Regions from separate parts of the Homo sapiens genome. Here region 2 is linked to region 1. Evidence: read pairs that join two places in POLR2A ChIA-PET (ENCODE). Cell type or tissue: GM12878. All regions are shown on one strand.

What was found. Peaks named below come from ENCODE experiments on the same cell type or tissue, not always from the same donor. Only the 100,000 strongest peaks of a DNase experiment are listed, where the experiment ranks them.
Region 2: POLR2A ChIA-PET joins it to region 1 with 6 read pairs; 3 of 35 experiments call an interaction of 5 or more read pairs at or near these places.

Annotation. Positions count from the first base shown.
Region 1 is chr6:149,470,170-149,474,169 of GRCh38, reverse strand. The region is part of intron 2 of ZC3H12D (zinc finger CCCH-type containing 12D); the gene reads left to right. Among named protein-coding and RNA genes, the nearest start is that of ZC3H12D, 13 kb to the left of the region's middle. RefSeq lists a silencer at 778-963. In GM12878, no CTCF peak of the experiment used is centred here; a DNase peak (open chromatin) is centred at 2,177; H3K4me3 peaks cover 1,551 bases; H3K27ac peaks cover 3,298 bases.
Region 2 is chr6:149,053,940-149,057,939 of GRCh38, reverse strand. The region is part of intron 7 of UST (uronyl 2-sulfotransferase); the gene reads right to left. Among named protein-coding and RNA genes, the nearest start is that of UST-AS2, 23 kb to the right of the region's middle. RefSeq lists an enhancer at 3,406-3,525. In GM12878, no CTCF peak of the experiment used is centred here; DNase peaks (open chromatin) are centred at 2,179 and 2,969; H3K4me3 peaks cover 1,226 bases; H3K27ac peaks cover 2,737 bases.

The DNA of each region.
Region 1 (4,000 bases):
TCTTCCTTGTGGTTTGGTCCAAAGAGCTTTGGGGCCAACGGATCAGGCTTTGAATCCCTGTACCATCTCTTAGTAACTGTGTGGCATTAAGCAAGTCACTTAACCCCTCTGAGCTCATTTTTCCCATCTGTACGGTTGGGATAAAATCTCTGTAGAGGGTTTTTGTGCACAAAATGCCTAGGATAGTGCCTGACACAGAGTAAGTGATCAACAAGTGTAGCTGTTATGATCATAACCCAGAGGAAGAGCCTTCTTTTGGGGAAGGTGTGGTAATGAGGGAGGCGCCCTGGGTCAAGTGTTGGCAGATGTGGCTTCTTGTTGGGAGTCTGTCCCTAACCGGCTGCGAGACTCTGGAAAAGCTGCAGGACTCATTTCCTCTTCTGTGAAAGAGGCCCACAAATATCTCTTCTACTCTCTCAAGGTTATGAGCATCAGAGGGGAAGGTGTGCTTTGAAGTGCGCTGGAAGCCCTCTGCTGGGGTTGCTGGGGAGGCGGTGTTGCGGCTACCTTAAGTTTGAGAGATTTGTTTGTGGCCCCCTGAGCTGCAGATGCGGCTGTGTGAACATTTGTGTGTTGGCATCTTTGTGGGTTTTGGGAATGCCAGCCTCACGCCCGAGTTGTTATCTGCCTGTCTTGGCTAAGCTCCCCTGTGACGGAATCTCTGCAGCCTCCCCCAACACCCTGCTGGGCGAAGTGGGGCGTTGCCCAAACAAGTGGATTATTCTACCGCTTGGCTTTGTTACAACCGTGCAAAGGGCAGAGCCATAGGAAATGGTTCACTCCCAGCTGTAAATATATGTGCTTCCCTTTTCAAAAGCTGAGTTACTCCCACCATAGGTGGGAATCCAGAAAAGCAATTCTCCGCGGCACCGAATGTGTCAACAGAGCCTCCGAGAGTTTCCCCTGGGGATTTGGGCTCACTTTGGATTTGGTGTTGCAGGACCGAGGTTTGCAATGGTTCAGCCCAGATGGTCCAGCCTCAGGGGCTGTCCCTGCACTTTTTGCGGTGTGTACTTTGAGTTTTTTTTTTTTTTTCACTTTTAACCAGCTAAGTCTCCCTGGCATTGATGCCATCAGCAGGTGATGGAGCCCTCTCTTTCTCCTGGGACTTAGGGGCTGGCCCATGGGGTCTCTGTCACATTGTCACCCATGTCATGTATAGGCACCAGATAGGTAAACCTATGAAATTCTGCTCAATTTAAGATCTCTGGGAAGCTAAAAGGATTTTTAAGAATCCAGTAGGTTCTGAGGGTCCTAGAAAGACTAGAAGGGGTTGTGAGAGGGGCCTGGCCTCTATATGATCTGAGCAAGGAACCTCTTTCCCTGGGCTTCCATAGAAGGAAGGCTTTGAATGCTTAAATCAAAGACCTTCCCAGCCCTAAGGTTGTATGAGTTCTGTGATTCCAAATCAAAACAGCAGAGTGGCTGTAGGGTAAAAAGACTATTTCAGGGGCAACAAAAAACATGCCCAGTCCCCAAAGAGATTCTCTTTGGGGTGGTGGAGGGTTTTGTTTTTATGGGAGTCTCTGTTGCTGCTTGGAGTCAAACTTAAGCCACATCCTCTGTTTGCACATGACCATAATGTGTCGTGGGTACATCCATTGATCCCCCACCTCTGCCCCCCACCTCTCATGATTGCAATCAGATTAATTTTCTCATGTTCAATCTGTGCGGGTTATACATCGAAACCCTTACTCAGACTCACTACGAAGAATGTGTCAGAGCATAAATGTTCTCACACACTGGCTACCTCCAAAACACCTGAGTTAACCAGAACACATGTACCTGTGCTCTGTGTGTGTCATATATGGACACACACACACAATGTGTCTACACACACACATCCCCTCCCTCTTCCCTGGATCCCAGTAGTTAGGGAAAAGAGACAAATAGCACAACCGCCACCTGATCACAGGACTTAATTTGTTCCTTTTAAAGGCAAGCTCTGGGGAGAGTGGAGTGTGAGGTTCCACCCCATCCTCTGCCCCTTCTGCAGTGACATCTGTTGTGTCCTCCAATGGGACTTTTAACAGGACTCATGTCCCTCCGGGTCTGCCATATCCTTAGTTGTGAAAGGTTCAGGTGGGTGCTGACCCTTCACAGGCAATGGGTGATTGAAACCCAAAGTGGTGTCTCATTGTTATCTGTTGACCTCAAAATTCAATTAACCTCAGAAACATGGTTTCTGAAAATTCCCTTTCACTGAGGTTTTGTAGTATTGCAGACATTGCCATTTTCTGTTTTTGAAGGCAGTACTGCTTCATGCACTGTCTGGCCTTGCGGTGGTGGGGAGGGGCTTAAAGACTGAGTGGGACACCTGTTCTTTCCACCTTGAGCGGATGAGAAGTGTGGCTCCTGTTGGCAGGAATGTTCTTCAGTGTGCCTGTTCCTGGCTGTGGCTCTGTCCCCTGGAAGTGTCCTTCTGGAAGTTCTAGAGAAGAGTCTTTTTTATTTTTTCCAGCTTCTAGAGACTGTGTTCCTCAGCTCATGGCCCCTTCTATCTTCAAAGCCAGCAATGGCCTGAAATGATATACACAATGTGGCATGTCTGTGTACATATATGTGTTTCTCTGGGGGAAAGAGTCACAGCTTTCAATAGACACTTAAAGGGTCTGTCATCCCCAAAAATATGATAACCCACTGACATAGAATGAGACATTACAGATAATTCTATGCTTTGTGGCCAGGGATTTATTTTTCCTCTGCCTTTCAGGAGGCACTAGGCCATGTGTCCCCTGTTAGCACAGAGAATGTGAGAGTGGGCCATCAGTTCTTGTTCTGACCCTCTCAGTTACACAGGAAAGGACTTGACAGGCTTGACTATGGTCAACACTGGCTGGAATCAGACCCTGACCCCCACCTGTGCTTCCTAGCCATGACACAATAGGTAGAAGTTTCTGTGGGCTTCTTTCCCCAGTGCTTTAGAATGTTTAGCCCAATGCCATTGGTCGTGCTTGGCTGAACCCAGAAGACCTGGCTGCTGCTCTCTGGAGGTTGACAGAGTGGGCCACTGGCCCAGTGCTTTTTACAGAAATGGGCTCTCCTAAGCAGGACTACTGGCATCATTCCTCATTTTGTAAGAGGTGGGTCAACGTAATGAGAACTCCAAGTGATGATGTGGGGAGAGTGGAAGATGGGGACCTGGTAAACAGACCTATGGCTGCCCCCAGTTTTGCTGGACCTCTTGCTGTACCCCATAAAGGAAACCAGGGAAGTCAGAAGTACAGGACCGCTAGGCCAGGGCTGCCCAACACAACTCCCCGCAGTGAGGGCAAGGCCCACCCCTGCCCTGTCCCCACAGAGCCACTTGCCACGTGTGACGTTCGAGCACTTGAAATGTGGCCAGTGCAACCAAGGAACTGGCTTCTATATTTTATTTTTTCAATTAATTTTAACTTAAATGTGAATAGCCAGGTGTGGCAAGTGGCTGTAGATTGGACTGTACAGCTGTCCCTTTTCAGCCATCCAGCTGTGTGACCTTAGGTAGGTCACCTGGCTTGAGCCCTATTTACACAATTAGGATGTTGGACTAAACCTTAAAAGGCCTTTTCATCTCTAATGGGTGAGGATTCAAGGTGGTTATTTTACATATGCTTGAAATAAATATATACATTTTATTTTTATTTTTTTTTTCTTCAGACGGAGTCTTGCTCTTTTGCCAGGCTAGAGTGCATTGGTCCAATCTCGGCTCTCTGCAACCTCCACTTCCCGGGTTCAGTTGATTCTCCTGCCTCAGTCTCCTGAGTAGCTGGGATTACGGGTGCCTGCCACTACACCTGGCTAATTTTTGTAGTTTTTTGTTTGTTTGTTTTGAGACAGTCTCACTGTGTTGCCCAGGCTGGAGTGAAGTGGTGAGATCTTGGCTCGCTGCAACCTCTACCTCCTGGGTTCAAGCAATTCTCCTGACTCAGCCTCCCGAGTAGCTGGGACTACAGGTGTGTGCCAATATGCCTGGCTAATTTTTTGTATTTTTAGTAGACACTGGGTTTCACCATGTTGG
Region 2 (4,000 bases), 420 kb after region 1:
CACATATGCAAATACATAGTAAAGTTTTTAGGAAACTTAGGAAAACAAGAATATAAAATAACTTTTAATCAAGCCACAGTTATTACTGTAGTAGTACATTTCCTTCTAGTCTTTTTCTTATTTATGCCTATTCATTGTAAAACACATCTGTGCTATATTGTTTATTTAGTTTTATCATCTTTAAAATTTAACTAACCATGACCATTTCTCCTATATCTTTAATTATTACCAATTACATTTTGCAATGTGTTTTTATATGCTCCATTTTATAGATGCCTTAAAGGTCATATAACCATCTGCTACTGTTAGATGATTGGGTTTTCTGTTTCTATGACTCAATAATATCAGATGCACATCCTTGTTCATAAGCGATCATGTGCCTTTTTGCTTGTTTCCCTAAGGTCAATGGCAGCTTCAGATATTGAGCAGTAACTTTTCTTCTTATAGCTGATAAGGTCTTCAATTCTGCCAACTCTAAGATACCACTTATCTTCTATTGTCAGAGATCCTGAAACTTTAAGACATTTATTTTATTGTTACATGAAATCAATCTATCACCTACCTTGCTAAAGTTTCAAAATGCACAGGGCCTTTTGAAAATCCTGCATCTCCTGACTCTGAGAATGTAAAGGAGTACAGCAGTGCCCTTAATATGGGAGTATGGTTGCTCGTAAAACATTTAGTGCACTTGAAATTCTTAGCAAATTACACCACATGATGACTACAATCACGGAGACGAAATCTTTTCTCATTTTTGGATTCTATGAACTGGGTACTCAGATAGGGCTATCACAGAACTTTGTATTTTTATAGTTAATTCAAAATGCATTTTCTTTAACAGAATGTATCCTATTGCATTTTTTGTTTTAAGATTATATTAGTCACAATCATCAGCCTCAGTGAGTGAACCAATGGTGAGTCTCAAGAGCCAACAACCTGGATGTTCTCTCTGGAATGTTAAACATGGGGAAATTTTGATAAACCCTTGAAGGGCTGTGAATGAAGCAGCTGTTCATGGAGGCCGAACATGTAGATAAGTGAGATATTTAACCTTCTGTCCAGGCATTAAGAAGTTAGGTTAATAGGAGGTGCTACTCAAAATAACCATTCCCAAGTCAGGAAAGTGTGAAATGAAGTTCCAAGGATGCTGTCAATTCTACTGGGAGAGTTTGCAATGTTACTTTAAAATTAAATGTACTTTATCTGGGCAACCTGTAGCCCACTGGTAGTACTCAGTCTTAGGGGAATGCAAATTAACAGCCCTACCTCTTCCTTCTCTCCCTGTTAAAAATCAGATTTGCAACTGCACACTAAATAAGACAGTGTGAATATCTAAAAACATCCAAATTGCTTTAACCAGGCAAAACTCTAAGAAAAAATGAGATGAAACTGCAACCTTCCCATTTGTATAGGAGGCCCATTTGTTTTGCTTAAGGAAAGTTTGAAATTGATAAGCTAATGTCAGTAGACACCAGGACCATGTGAGGGAAAAATCCCTGGGTATCATGGCTATGACTTTGAAAAGCAGGGGTAGGCCGGGTGCGGTGGCTTAGGCCTGTAATCCCAGCACTTTGAGAGGCCAAGGTGGTGGATCACTTGAGGTCAGGAATTTGAGACCAGCTTGGCCAACATGGCAAAACCTCGTGTCCACTAAAAATGCAAAAATTAGCTGGGCATGGTGGTGCATGCCTGTAATCCCAGCCACTCAGGAGGCTGAGAGTCGCTTGAACCCGGGAGGCAGAGGTTGCAGTGAGCTAACGCCACCGCACTGCAGCGACATAGCGAGACCCCATTTCAAAAAAAAAAAAAAAAAAAAAAAAAAGAAAAGAAAAGAAAAGCAGAGTAACAGAGTTAAATGTTTGATATGGATACTGATATACTATAAAAATGTTATAGACATATTAAAACTTGCAAATGCAGCCTGGGAAAAAAATTAAAACATTTTAATTTTTCTGACATGAGAGAAGAAACAGAGAAGAGCACTGACATGCATTAGGTTTTAGGTCAACAACAGGCTATAAATGAAGGTAGTTGCGATGACTTCTTGAGCTGAACTTTCATGGCCAATGGCTGTGAGAAACTGCAGAAGCTTCTGATGTCAGATGGAAGAGAAGGGACTGATTGTCAGGTTAGACTTTTGATGCAGCACAAGCATGAAATTGTGGTGCAATGCACTGACCATTAACCACCAGCCTTCCCCTTTGATAAGACATGGGTGGGAGTGATAAAGGGGAAATGAAAAAGAAACAATCAGCCAATGCTAGAAAGGCCATTATGTGAATTAGAAGCAGGTAAGAAAGAGGTGCTAGTGTTACTAAGAAACGTGCTCAAAGGTATCATTAGGTTCCGTTAGGATTGGTTCACTTTGGAAACTGCATTAGAGACAGGTGGGGGAGGGGACAGGAGAAACGGGTAACTTGAATGACATTCAAAGCATTCTTAAAAAGTGTGTTCAATGAATGGAAAATCAAAGATGTTTGAAAGAGAAAAGTCAACAAATGGAAAAGCTGTAACCCATTCCATTTTAGTTTAGTTTTATTGGGGCATGAAATGAAATTTCATAATGTTCTAAAAACAACAACTTAACTGCATAAAACTGAATAAGTGAACCGGCATTAAATCCATACTGTATTTTTTAAAATCTCATTTTGATATAATAATAGTAACTGGTTAGTTAGGTCATAGTCCTCTTCCTCAAGTCACGCACAGTTAAAGAAATATTTCTAAAAATTTCTAATTGCTCCTACATTCTAGCAAAACCATACATCGACTTGCTGGTTGATTTATGACTTTCTAGTAACCTTTACTCTCAAATGGCTTCTACCAAATGATTTATTTACTTGGTCTATGCTGAGGTAACCTCCTGGCTGGGCTGACTGCCGTCCTTTCAGCTCGAAGTGTAAAGGATTGAGTCCCCTCACTAAGACATTTCTTGAGTTTCTGTGAGAGCTGTGGGTTCTCATGCGATAAACCATGAGTCTTAGGTTCAATTTTGAAATGTCTCTCTTTCAGATTGCTTGAGCCGGGGAGGTCTAGGCTGCAGTGAGCTGTGACTGCACCACTGTACTCCAGTCTGGGCAACAGAGTGAGACCTTGTCCAAAACAAACAATAAACAAACACCCAGAACAAATAAAAAATGTCTCTCCTTCCTCGTCATTTCTCTTTGGAGAAAAAAGAAAATCTTTGACAATTTCTGACCCACTGAACAATGTAAAGTGGCAAAGTTTCACACTTTTGCCAAAGGCTTCTAATTTCAAGCCTTTTTCTGGTCCACGGTGGTGCTTCACCTCACTCTTGTCTTTCCTGCCCAGTTTCCTCTCTTAGATTACAAACTTAATCTACTAAATGCCTGCCCCCCGACAATAGCAGAGTTTTATAAGATCTGTATAAAGTCATTAGTTTTCCCATTAAGCATCGGTGTCCCCCAACTCCAGCCTGTAAGATGCACACAGTATCTGGAACCACAGAAGATTGCTAAGACAATGTTAGGTGTCTGACACCTTTTAGCTATAAGTGCAAGATGATGTGGTTGAACATCAAAGGCTGTGGAACATGCAACCAGGAATCAGCATATCCTCATTGAAAACTTTTACACCATTTCTACCAAAAAAGATTAAATTCTAATTGAATGCTACTTACTCATCACTTCTTGAGTTTTACATGTGACAATAAAATGAAGGCCTACTGGTTACTGGTTGGCTAGAAGGGAAAGCAAGTGAAAGCTCTTTGGCTCTTCTTTGGGTAGATTTAATTCTACCGCACCCCCCTCCCTTTCTGAACATTTACAAAACCCTCAAGTACTTTTCTTTCCCTCCTTCTCCATTTTTTTCCCACGAGGTCCAAAGTCCCAGGGAGGGAGCTGCTGGGCATGGGGGGATGGGGTGAGAATAGGGTAGGGAACCACAGCTGCTCTCAAATTGTGCTGGTGTCTTGGACAGGGGTGACAGATGGTGGCAGGAGAGCCATTATTCCCACCCTGCCAAGCTCATGACAGCCATT